Regions from separate parts of the Homo sapiens genome. Here region 1 is linked to region 2. Evidence: chromatin loops called from intact Hi-C (ENCODE). Cell type or tissue: PC-9. All regions are shown on one strand. Region 1 overlaps NOL10 (nucleolar protein 10). Region 2 overlaps NOL10 (nucleolar protein 10).

What was found. Peaks named below come from ENCODE experiments on the same cell type or tissue, not always from the same donor. Only the 100,000 strongest peaks of a DNase experiment are listed, where the experiment ranks them.
Region 1: it touches region 2 in a loop (6-fold over the local background); 5 of 110 quality-filtered maps call a loop at or near these places.

The regions. Positions count from the first base shown.
Region 1 is chr2:10,651,695-10,656,694 of GRCh38, forward strand. It overlaps NOL10 (nucleolar protein 10), which reads right to left. Exons shown (of 21, transcript NM_024894.4): 12 at 2,787-2,853. Among named protein-coding and RNA genes, the nearest start is that of NOL10, 36 kb to the right of the region's middle. RefSeq lists an enhancer at 2,262-3,461. In PC-9, no CTCF peak of the experiment used is centred here; DNase peaks (open chromatin) are centred at 2,537 and 3,937; H3K27ac peaks cover 3,158 bases.
Region 2 is chr2:10,595,794-10,600,793 of GRCh38, forward strand. The region is part of intron 17 of NOL10 (nucleolar protein 10); the gene reads right to left. Among named protein-coding and RNA genes, the nearest start is that of NOL10, 92 kb to the right of the region's middle. In PC-9, no CTCF peak of the experiment used is centred here; a DNase peak (open chromatin) is centred at 2,318; H3K4me3 peaks cover 517 bases; H3K27ac peaks cover 1,968 bases.

The sequences.
Region 1 (5,000 bases), 56 kb after region 2:
TGCTCGTCACCCTTGCCCCAACCTCAGCTCCACCTGATTTACTCACTTACCTACTTAACCGAGACCCTGGTGTAGGTCATTTCAATACCCTAACTAGGACCCAGCATCCTCAGCTGCAATCTATTCCTGAACTCACCAGAATTTCACTTTACTCCCATGATTATAATAAAATTCTCTCAACTATTACAGATGAAATGCAAATTATAAAGTCCAGGGTTTCTCATCTTTCTTGGGAGAGCAGTGTGCAATTAGAAACAGCATGGGCAGCTGGGCGCAGTGGCTCACGCCTGTAATCCCAGCACTTAGGGAGGCTGAGGCGGGCAGATCACGAGGTCAGGAGTTCGAGACCAGCCTGACCAACATGGTGAAACCCTGTCTCTACTAAAAATACAAATATTAGCCGGGCGTGGTGGCGGGCACCTGTAATCCCAGCTACTCAGGAGGCTGAGGCAGGAGAATCGCTTGAATCCGGGAGGGGGAGGTTGAAGTGAGCTGAGATTGCGCCACTGCACTCCAGCCTGGGGGACAGAGGGAGACTCTGTCTCAAAAAAAAAAAAGAAAAAAAAGAAAAAAGAAAAAACAGCATGGGCACCAGAAACAGGAAGGCTGGGTTCTAAATGAGGCTCTGCCACACACCAGCTGGGTGACCAACCCTGAATGAATTACCCAATTTTTCTGACCCCTTAAGAGGTAAGAAAAAAACAGAAAGAAAGAAAAAAGAAAAAAAAAAGCCATGGACCACTGACTACACAGTTATAAAATATTAAATAAGTTTGTATTACAGCATCCATCATCCAGATTGATAACAGCAGCATGCAATCAATCTTAGTTCTTTCCTTCCTGCCCCAACTTCTGTAATCCTTAGTAGTTGCTAAGCAGTGCCCACTGAATCTCTTCCATACTTCAAAAACCGTGGGGCCTGGCACTGTCGTTCTGTCCATTCCCATCCGGTTTCTCAGCTGGCTCCTCCCCCTCATTCTCCCAAATGAACCAGCTCCTGCTCACTTCTTATCTCACTCCCAGCTTTCCCTATCAGTAATCTCATTCATTCCCACCACTTCTGGGATAATCGCAAAACTTTCTATCTACAGACCTGCTTACCCCAAGACCACATTTTCTACTGGACGCCAGACACGCCCCCCAAGCACAAGTCTGCGGATCGGTTCAGGGCTTGCCGCCTAAGAATCCACCGGGAAGTGTGTTAAAAACACACGTTTCTGGCCAGGCGCGGCGGCTCACATCTGTAATCTCAGCATTTTGGGAAGTGGAGGCAGGCGGATCACTTGAGGTCAGGAGTTTAAGACCAGCCTGGCCAACATGGCGGAACCCCGTTTCTACTAAAAATACAAAAATCAGCCAGGCGTGGTGGTGCGTGCCTGTAGTCCCATCTACTCAGGAGGCTGAGGCATGAGAATCGCTTGAACCCAGGAGAAGAGGTTGCAATGAGCAGAGATTGTGCCACTGCGCTCCAGCCTGGGTGACAGAGCGAGACTCCAACTCAAAAAAAAAAAAAAAACCACACATTTCTAAGCCCTTTCCATAGACACTATGAGTGAGTACACCTAGTATAAGGTCAAGGGAGCTGTACCTTTAAAGCTGTGCAGATGATTTTGATGGGAAGCCAGATAGTGCCAGATACTGCCACTGTCCTGTCACCTCCTAATCCTCACACGTTAGAAAAAGAAGCCATAATCTTTCCAAACTTGCTCTCTCACCTGTGCTCCCCATCTCAGCTCAGAATATCAGTTACTTCCAAGGCACTTTTGTCCAAAACCAATCTACCCTTTGCACAGTGGGTAGACCTGCCTCTGAAAGCACAGTCGGAACAAGTCCTCTCTGACAGCACACGGAGCCCAAGACATTTAGCACATCATGCCCAACCCTCTACCACCCACCACTCTCTGCCTCCCACTTCAGCCTTCCCAGAGCCACCACAGCTCAGGCACAGGACACTCCTCCCCACCCCAACCGAGCCCTCTGTGCCCATCCTTTTTGGTCATCTTGGACTGCTCTCCCATGAGAATCACCTCAGCCCCCCAACTCCACCTAACCAAATCTCACTCGGCACTCCAGCTCAACGCAAAGCAAAATCTTCTCACTGCTCCGCTCTCGGTGGTCACAGGGTAAAAGCTCTCTCTCTCCAGCAAGCTGTCAAAGTACTCTTTGCACAAATGTGATAGGAGTTCTCACGCTCTGCCTTACTTCTCTCTATCAAGATGATCTGGGTACCTCTGCCCTCAGAGTAGAAACTATTCTCATTTTTCTCCCATACTCTGAAATTCTTCACAGATTTGCCTTGAATGCACTGTTAAATTTTGAAACCTAACATGTAAATTGCTGAATAGCATACAACTTAGAATTTACAAAACCTATGGCTTCATGAGCCATCTGTGTATTATCAGGCAATCTAGCTTTCTCCAAATCTCTACCCTCAATTTCCACACACTATTACTAATCACATAAAAGAGCTAAAGAGCACACTAAAATAGCACTTCACCTGCCTCCTACCTGTATGCTGTTACCACGTTCCACTAATAGCTGGGCGGGCTGAGCACTGAGTCATTAAGAGTGCCATTTTCTGAATCATCCACACCACTTCCTGCTCTTAATTCTTCTAAGTAAGTTAAATATCCAAGAATTGTGCTGACAAAGCCAAATTCTATCTTAAGAAATAAAATGGGTTTAAAACCTAAAAAAGTATAGCCTTTTTATTTGTCTCACTGAACGTTCACTACAGAATGCATCTTTTTATTTGTCTCACTGAACGTTCACTACAGAATGCATACCTGAGTTGGGGTAGAGACAAACATCATTAAGGTCATGCTCTGGCTCCAAGGAAGTAAATATTTTTCCCTAAAAATAGCAAGCAAAAACGAAGTATTAAAAGTTAAAGAACAACAACTTTGGCAATGTCAAACTGAAGCTGTAACTCAACCATCTACTCCTATGTAAAGAAATAAAATAGCCTACTTCAAATACAAAATTTAAATTCTTAAAAATCTTAGAGAATTTATCTTATCAATTTATCAAAAAATCCCATTTTATAGATGAAGAAACAGGCCTAAGGAGAAGAAGTGACCTGTCCAAAAAAAAGAAAAATTACAACATTTTAAAGATAATGTCAACATGGCAAGAAAAGATGAAGTTTGAATTATGCATCAACTTTAAAAAAAAATCTCTCATAATCTGTGAAGTGTACCCAGCTTAACTTGTATTGAAAGAAATCGGAAGACAGCTGGGAGCAGTGGCTCACACCTGTAATACCAGCACTTTGGGAGGCTGAGGCGTGGAGATGACTTGAGGTCAGGAGTTTAAGACCAGCCTGACCAACATGGTGAAACTCCGACTCTACTAAAAACACAAAAATTAGCCGGGCATCGTGGCCTGCAACTGTAATCCCAGCTACTAGGGAGGCTGAGGCAAAACTGCTTGAACCCAGGAGGCGGAGGTTATAGTCAGCCAAGATAGCACCACTGCACTCCAGCCTGGGGCGACAGAGTGAGATTCTGCCCAAAAAAAAAAAGAAAGAAAGGAAGAAAAGAAAGGAAGGAAGGAAGAAAGGAAAGAAAAGAAGGGAAAGAAGGGAAGAAAAGAAAAAGGAAAGGAAAGGAAAGGAAAAAAGAAAAGAAAACAAACCAATCAGAGGAGAGAGATGGCCAGCATGGAAAATGAGGACAACACTGCCATGCCTGCACCGCAAGGTTTCGAGGAGGATCAAGTGAGACAATGGATATGAAATACAAAATGAAATCCTACAAATACTTAAGTGTTAGTTACTATGTAGTTAGGGCTAAACCATTTCTATTTTAACTGTTGGGGAAAAGTGTTTTATCTTTTAAAAATTAAGAGAAGGAAAGTAAAAGAAAAAGATGCTAAGAAGGTGGGTGTGGAAAAAGGTGATGAGAAAGATAAACAAGGTAAGCAAGTCAGGCAAAACCAAGTAACGTGGGTGTTAGTCAAGAGGAAGTCTTTAGTCATAAGAAACAAAAAAAATGCCAAAATAAAATTTACTGTAGCAATTACAGTGTGATGATTTCAAGAAGTGATGTTGAAAATTTCTGCCAGCTCTTGCATTTGTAACTCATTATGCAAAGTCTGACACTAGGATGGACTAAGTGCCCACGGCGAAAAAGAGCAGTGTTAGAGCACAGACAAGATGGTTTGTGTCCGATGAAGAACACGGCCAAGTCCTAACCCAAGACTAACAGTGAAATTCACACAGCTACCTGCTGTTCTTCTCAAGTTCCCACTGAAAGAGGAAGGAAAAGAGGGGAAACCAGGAAGCAAAGGGAAAGGAATTATAATGGCACGGAACAACAATGACAAAAAGGTGTCAAAGGTGATAATAATCCACATGATGGAAACTATGCAGAAGTTAAAGGGTCTGGAAAGATACATCCAGATTGCTAACAGTCTTTCCCTTTGGTTGGATGAAAGCCAGGTCAAGGATAAATAACTTCTACTTTACCAGTGTTTTATGAATTTTTAAGAATAAAAACATATGCATTTGTAGTATTAAAAATAAATATTGTTTTAACATCAATTAGTTTGAATTGCCAGAAAAAGAGCAGAGAAAGTTCTGGTCTAAGATCATGAATCTTCCTTAAAAAAGCCCTCAAAATCCTTCAAACTCAAAGCCAACAAAGCAGACAGCATAGACACTTCCTGGGCAATCATCAGGGCAATTCTTCCAAGAATTTAGAAAGACTGAAAGCCTGTCTTTTCTTTATGTTCTTCTCTGTAACATAAACAAAGTCACCAGAACCTATGAATTAGGTGAGGGCCTCAGGGATGTAGAACACAGCTCTGGTCTCCAGGACAGATCCAGAGAAAAAAGGAAAAGAAGCCAAGTAAGACCCATACTTCAGGAATTAACAAAATGAAATTTAAAAAACCAAAGTAACAGCCCAGAAAGCCAGAGACTCAACAGGCAGCTGAACTGTGAGGGGCTGTCTGCAGCGTGTGTGCCTGGGCACAGGCAGCCCCCACGGAATAGACGG
Region 2 (5,000 bases):
GGGGTTTCACTGTGTTGGCCAGAGTGGTCTCAAACTCCTGGCCTCAAGTGATCTGCCTGCCTTGGCCTCCCGAAGTGCTGGGATTACAGGTGTGAGCCCATAATGTTTGTGTTAGGCACTGTGCCCAGACTGAAATGTTTAGTTTTTAAAACTATGCATGTATAACTGTAATTTAAAAAAAACAAAAATTTTAATTGATACTAAAAAAGCTTTAAAAATAATATTTTGGATGTTAAAACTGACCTGATCCAACCCAAAGTATCTGTACCTAATTGTATTCCCTAGAGAGATGAGGTATTACTTTAATATAAGTTCTCAGTGGTATTTAGTAATTCCTGAAACTGCTAAAATATCTCTTCCATGGGTTCCTAACCACAGAATACACATAGCCTAGAACAGTGATCCTCAACCTTTTTGGCACCAGGGACTAGTTTCGGAAGACAAGTTTTCCACAGATGGTGGTGGGGGGCGGGGGGCGGGCGCGAGGGAGTTTTGGGATGATTCAAGCGCATTACATTTATTGTGCACTTTATTTCTATTATTATTACACTGTAATAACAATGAAATAATTATACAACTCGCCATAATATAAAATCAGCGGGAGCCTTGAGCTTGTTTTCCTGCAACTAGAAAGTCCCATCGGGGGCTAATGAGAGACAGTGACAGATCATCAGGCATTAGATTCTCATAAGGAGCTCGCAACCTAGATCCCTCGCATGCGCAGTTCACAATAGGGTTCATGCTCCTATGAGAATCTAATGTGGCCACTGACCTGACAGGAGGTGGGGCTCAGGCAGTAATGTGAGCAATGGGGAGTGGCTGTAAATACAGATGAAGCTTGAGGTTCACCTCCTGGTGTGCGGCCTGATTCCTAAAAGGCCCCAGACCAGTACCATGGCCTAGGGGTTGGAGACCCCTGGCCTAGAGATCTCATGCACAGTCCTGCCTGAGCTGCTGCAGAATGAAAGAAAAGTACATTCATCAGAGACTTTAAGGCCACAGCAAGAAACTGACAAAAAAGACTAACATACAAAAAATGATACCTATAGGAAAAATAGCTCTAACCAAAACTCAAACCCTCACAAATCAAACAGATCACAGATGCCCATGCCTCTCAAAGCTGTTTGTGCATACTGGAAATTCAATACATATTTGTTGAAAGAATAAATACATTCATTCATTTTTTTTTTTAAAGAGATGCTGTCTTGCCCTGTAGCCCAGGCTGCAGTACAGTGGTGTGATCATGGCTCACTGCAGACTCCAACTCCTGGGCTCAAGTAATCTTCCTGCCTCAGCCACCCAAAGTATTGGGAATACAGGCGTGAGCCACTGCACTCGGCCTTAATTGTTAACTAGAATTAATGCAACCAAAATTTCTGAGTTTGGATAATGTCCATATAATACTGATTGACATTATGTGGTGGGCCACTTCCCATTTTAGGTTCAATATCAACCATACAGTAAACATCTTATTCGATTTTTGTGTTCTCAGTGGCAGCAATATTTAGGAACACATTTCACTGTCTCCAATAAATTTCAGCTGCAGACAAGGCAAAACATACCTTTCAAATTGGTATTGCAAGATACCTACTTTCAAATCAGGAGGTATCACAGCTAGTAAAGTTCTCAAGCTTTTGAGGAGCTGAGTTCAAAGGCGAGACTAATGATCTGCTGATGAGACTTAGCAATTCTTTCAAGTAGTCTTTTAAATTATAATGAAGGATTCTTTCCTTAATTCATGAGTGATTTCTACGATCTTCACTTTACATAAGATGAAACTGTTCAACAACAAATTATACAAACTTTTTCCAAGCACAGCCTCAGATTTTCAAAAGACCATATATAAATATTTCTGGAATGAAACTGAGCTCTGATAATAGGTCTGATTTGGGCTAGGAAGTCACCAACAAGAAGATTAGGGGCACATTTTACAAATAGTACTCTTTGGAAGAATTCTGTTATCACGTGATATGGCTACAAAGATCACATTTCCAGCTATGAAGAGCTGAAGAGAAACTGCTGTTTGATGGAAGAAGATAGGAATTTCTAAGGTTCTTCCTCCTTTTCACTGGAAGTAAAATGGTACACAGCTTGGTAATTCTTTACAGGGTGACCCACCAATAGGTTTTAAAATAATCAAATGCCATCCTGATAGTTAATTAGAGAATATGTAGCAACAAAATGAGTGAACATCAACGGAACGTAGATGTGACTGGAGATAACAGAAAGGCAAGTTCTTGATTCGCACGGTGCCAAAAGGAAGGAGTAGCTAAGGAATGCAGTTAAAGAATACCAGGTGCCCCAACAAGACGGTTCAAATTTCAGTTATCTCTGTTCATCAACTGAGTATGTTCATAAAGTATAACTCCACAGCGAGCTCTTTAGTCCACAAATCCCTACGTAAATAATGGGTTGCTTTTCTCAAAGCCTGTCAGTGACCGGACACTGCATCAGGCGGTGTGATGCACCGTGAATTTCCTGTTCAGTTCCTGCAGACAGGACGCGTGTGTAACTGTTGCATTGCTTCTTCAGATACCGAAGACAAACTCGTGTGACATTTACAAAAAAGAATAATTTACAGAGAACTAATCAACAAGATAAAACTGCAACAACAAAAATGTGAATCAAATTTAAAGGGAGTTATAGAAGAAAGAGCTGGCTGTGGGAATACAGGGAATGTGGCTACTGTCACTGGCTGGCACTCTAAGTCTGTAGTGAGGGGACCACGTAATGGTGAACCTCTGAAAACAAATGAGGAAAACAGCTGTGACAAGAAGAAGAAAAGTGTCCCAGTGGAAGTGACACTGGCAAAAAACTTTACATGAAAGGAACTCTCAGAGACAATTCATAACGTCAAAAGAGCAAAGGATGAAACATCGGAAGCTTATCCAAACTTAGAAAGTGAGTATGACAATTTGCTGAGGCAAAGAAAAATGCTGGCTCCGTATCAAAAGTTTAGGAGGAGAAAAAAGTAAGCACTGTTCCAAGTACTATTGACAAAAGAAATAAAAGAAAGAAAATAAAATACTCAATTAGGCTTTATTCCTAATGTTTTAAATTACAATATAATGAAAAGATCCTAGTTTTCCAATTTATAATGGACAGTAAGAGAGTTTTTAATGTTTTGTCAAAAATGTTTAAAGGCATGGAACAATGCTAATTTTCCCACCTGACCATGAGGATTGCTCTGCATGTGTTCAACTTGTGAGGTCATTTCCACCATCCTGCACTATGGGGTATTCTAAATCTTCTCTGGCTGCCCTCAACCTCAGCAAAGGTCTACAAAGAAATGGGGGGAAGGGAAGGGCACTTCTGCATCTAGATAATCACAGGGCCTTATAAACAGGCTCTGGTATAGCATGCTGCACAAAGTAGCAAAATTAAATTGTAACTTAAGTATTCTTGCCTCTATCAGATGATAAAGACTCTGGCATAAAACACAGATAGGAATGCAAACATCTACAGTCTAAGTTAGCTCTACTCTCTATCTACTGAAGCCTTAGGGCATGGCATGTACATCCAAAGATCACTTCCATTTAGCTTTTACTGTAAAATGACATTACAAAGCAGAAAAGTTACCTCCCTAATCATGCTTAGGCTTAGCTAACAAGAAGATCAGTGTGAATACTCTGAGGAGAGAGTCAACACAGCAGCAAAGACTTGTATTCTAAACACTTAAAGATATATATATTCATTTATACACATTGGTGTAACTTAGGAAGGTGCAGAGCCATTACACACAGACATAAATTCAAATATTAATAAGTTTGAGGAATTATTTCAACATTGGCATACTATTCATGTCATGAAAATGGAAACCTAAAAGTCCTCTATTTACTTGAGAGGCTTCCAGAAATTAAAATTTAAACAATATACTAAAAGAATGTAATAAACGAGGATGAGGGGATGCAGGGAAAGACTAAGGAAGCAGAAGACAGCAAGGGGGAGTCTTGAGTCTGAATCCATTTGGAAAGCACAGCTCTAAGAATGCCCATATCCGGTCCTTGCATGTTACAGATGAAAAAACTGTGACCCCATGAAGACGAGCAATCGCCCAAGATTACATAAGCAGTGTGCCAAGAGCTAGGAACAAGACCCTTCAGTTGCAGTCCCTGGGTATTGAAAAGCATGAACAGAAATGAAGACAAAAGGAGCTCACCCATCTTAGATGCACGTACCTGGTTAAAAACCAGAGGACAGAGAAAGAATAAGCTTAAAAAAAAAAAGAACCTCCTGAGGGCACCACACAGCTGGCCCAAAACTACAAGGTCAGCTCCTTACTCATTAGGTTCTGCAGGCTGTCGCAGAGATCAGTTCTTTCCAACTCATTCCAGCACATAACCAAGCTTGGCTATCTGCCTGCCTCATCTAAGCAGAGAAAACAAGATTGGCAAGGACCCAGGTACCTTCATACATCTGAAAACACTAGAAAAATCTCACCTCTGGACAATACCAACTAAACAAAGTGCTAACTTTTATTTATCTTATGACTGATCTTTGTCTATTTTCACATTAATAAAGGAAAGCAGGTGGAAGTTACACTTCAGCCTGCATACTCGTAAGAACACCAAGTCCAAATAAAAATCAGTTACTTCTGGAGTTATGAACAAAGAAAAACAATAATCTAAACGTTTAACAATAGAAGGATTGAGTAAATTATAATCACTTCATAAAACAGAATATGTAGCCATTAAAAATATTTACAAAGAATTTTTAACAAAATGGGAAACCACCTGTGTTATTTTAAAGAATCAGGATAAACATTTTACACATACAAGACTCTTGCTATTGTAGTTTCTAATTTTGAAACAAATAAGACAGGAAGAAAATTCACTGAAATATTAATGATGCCTTTCTCTGGTATAAGAATCGTAAGGATAGCTTTCTTCTTGATATTCTTTTCTATTTTCCAGACTTCCCATCTTAAGCATATACTAATCTTATACGCAGGAAAGAAAAAGTCCTACATGTATTTTTAAAGTAAAAAGAAACAATAAAAA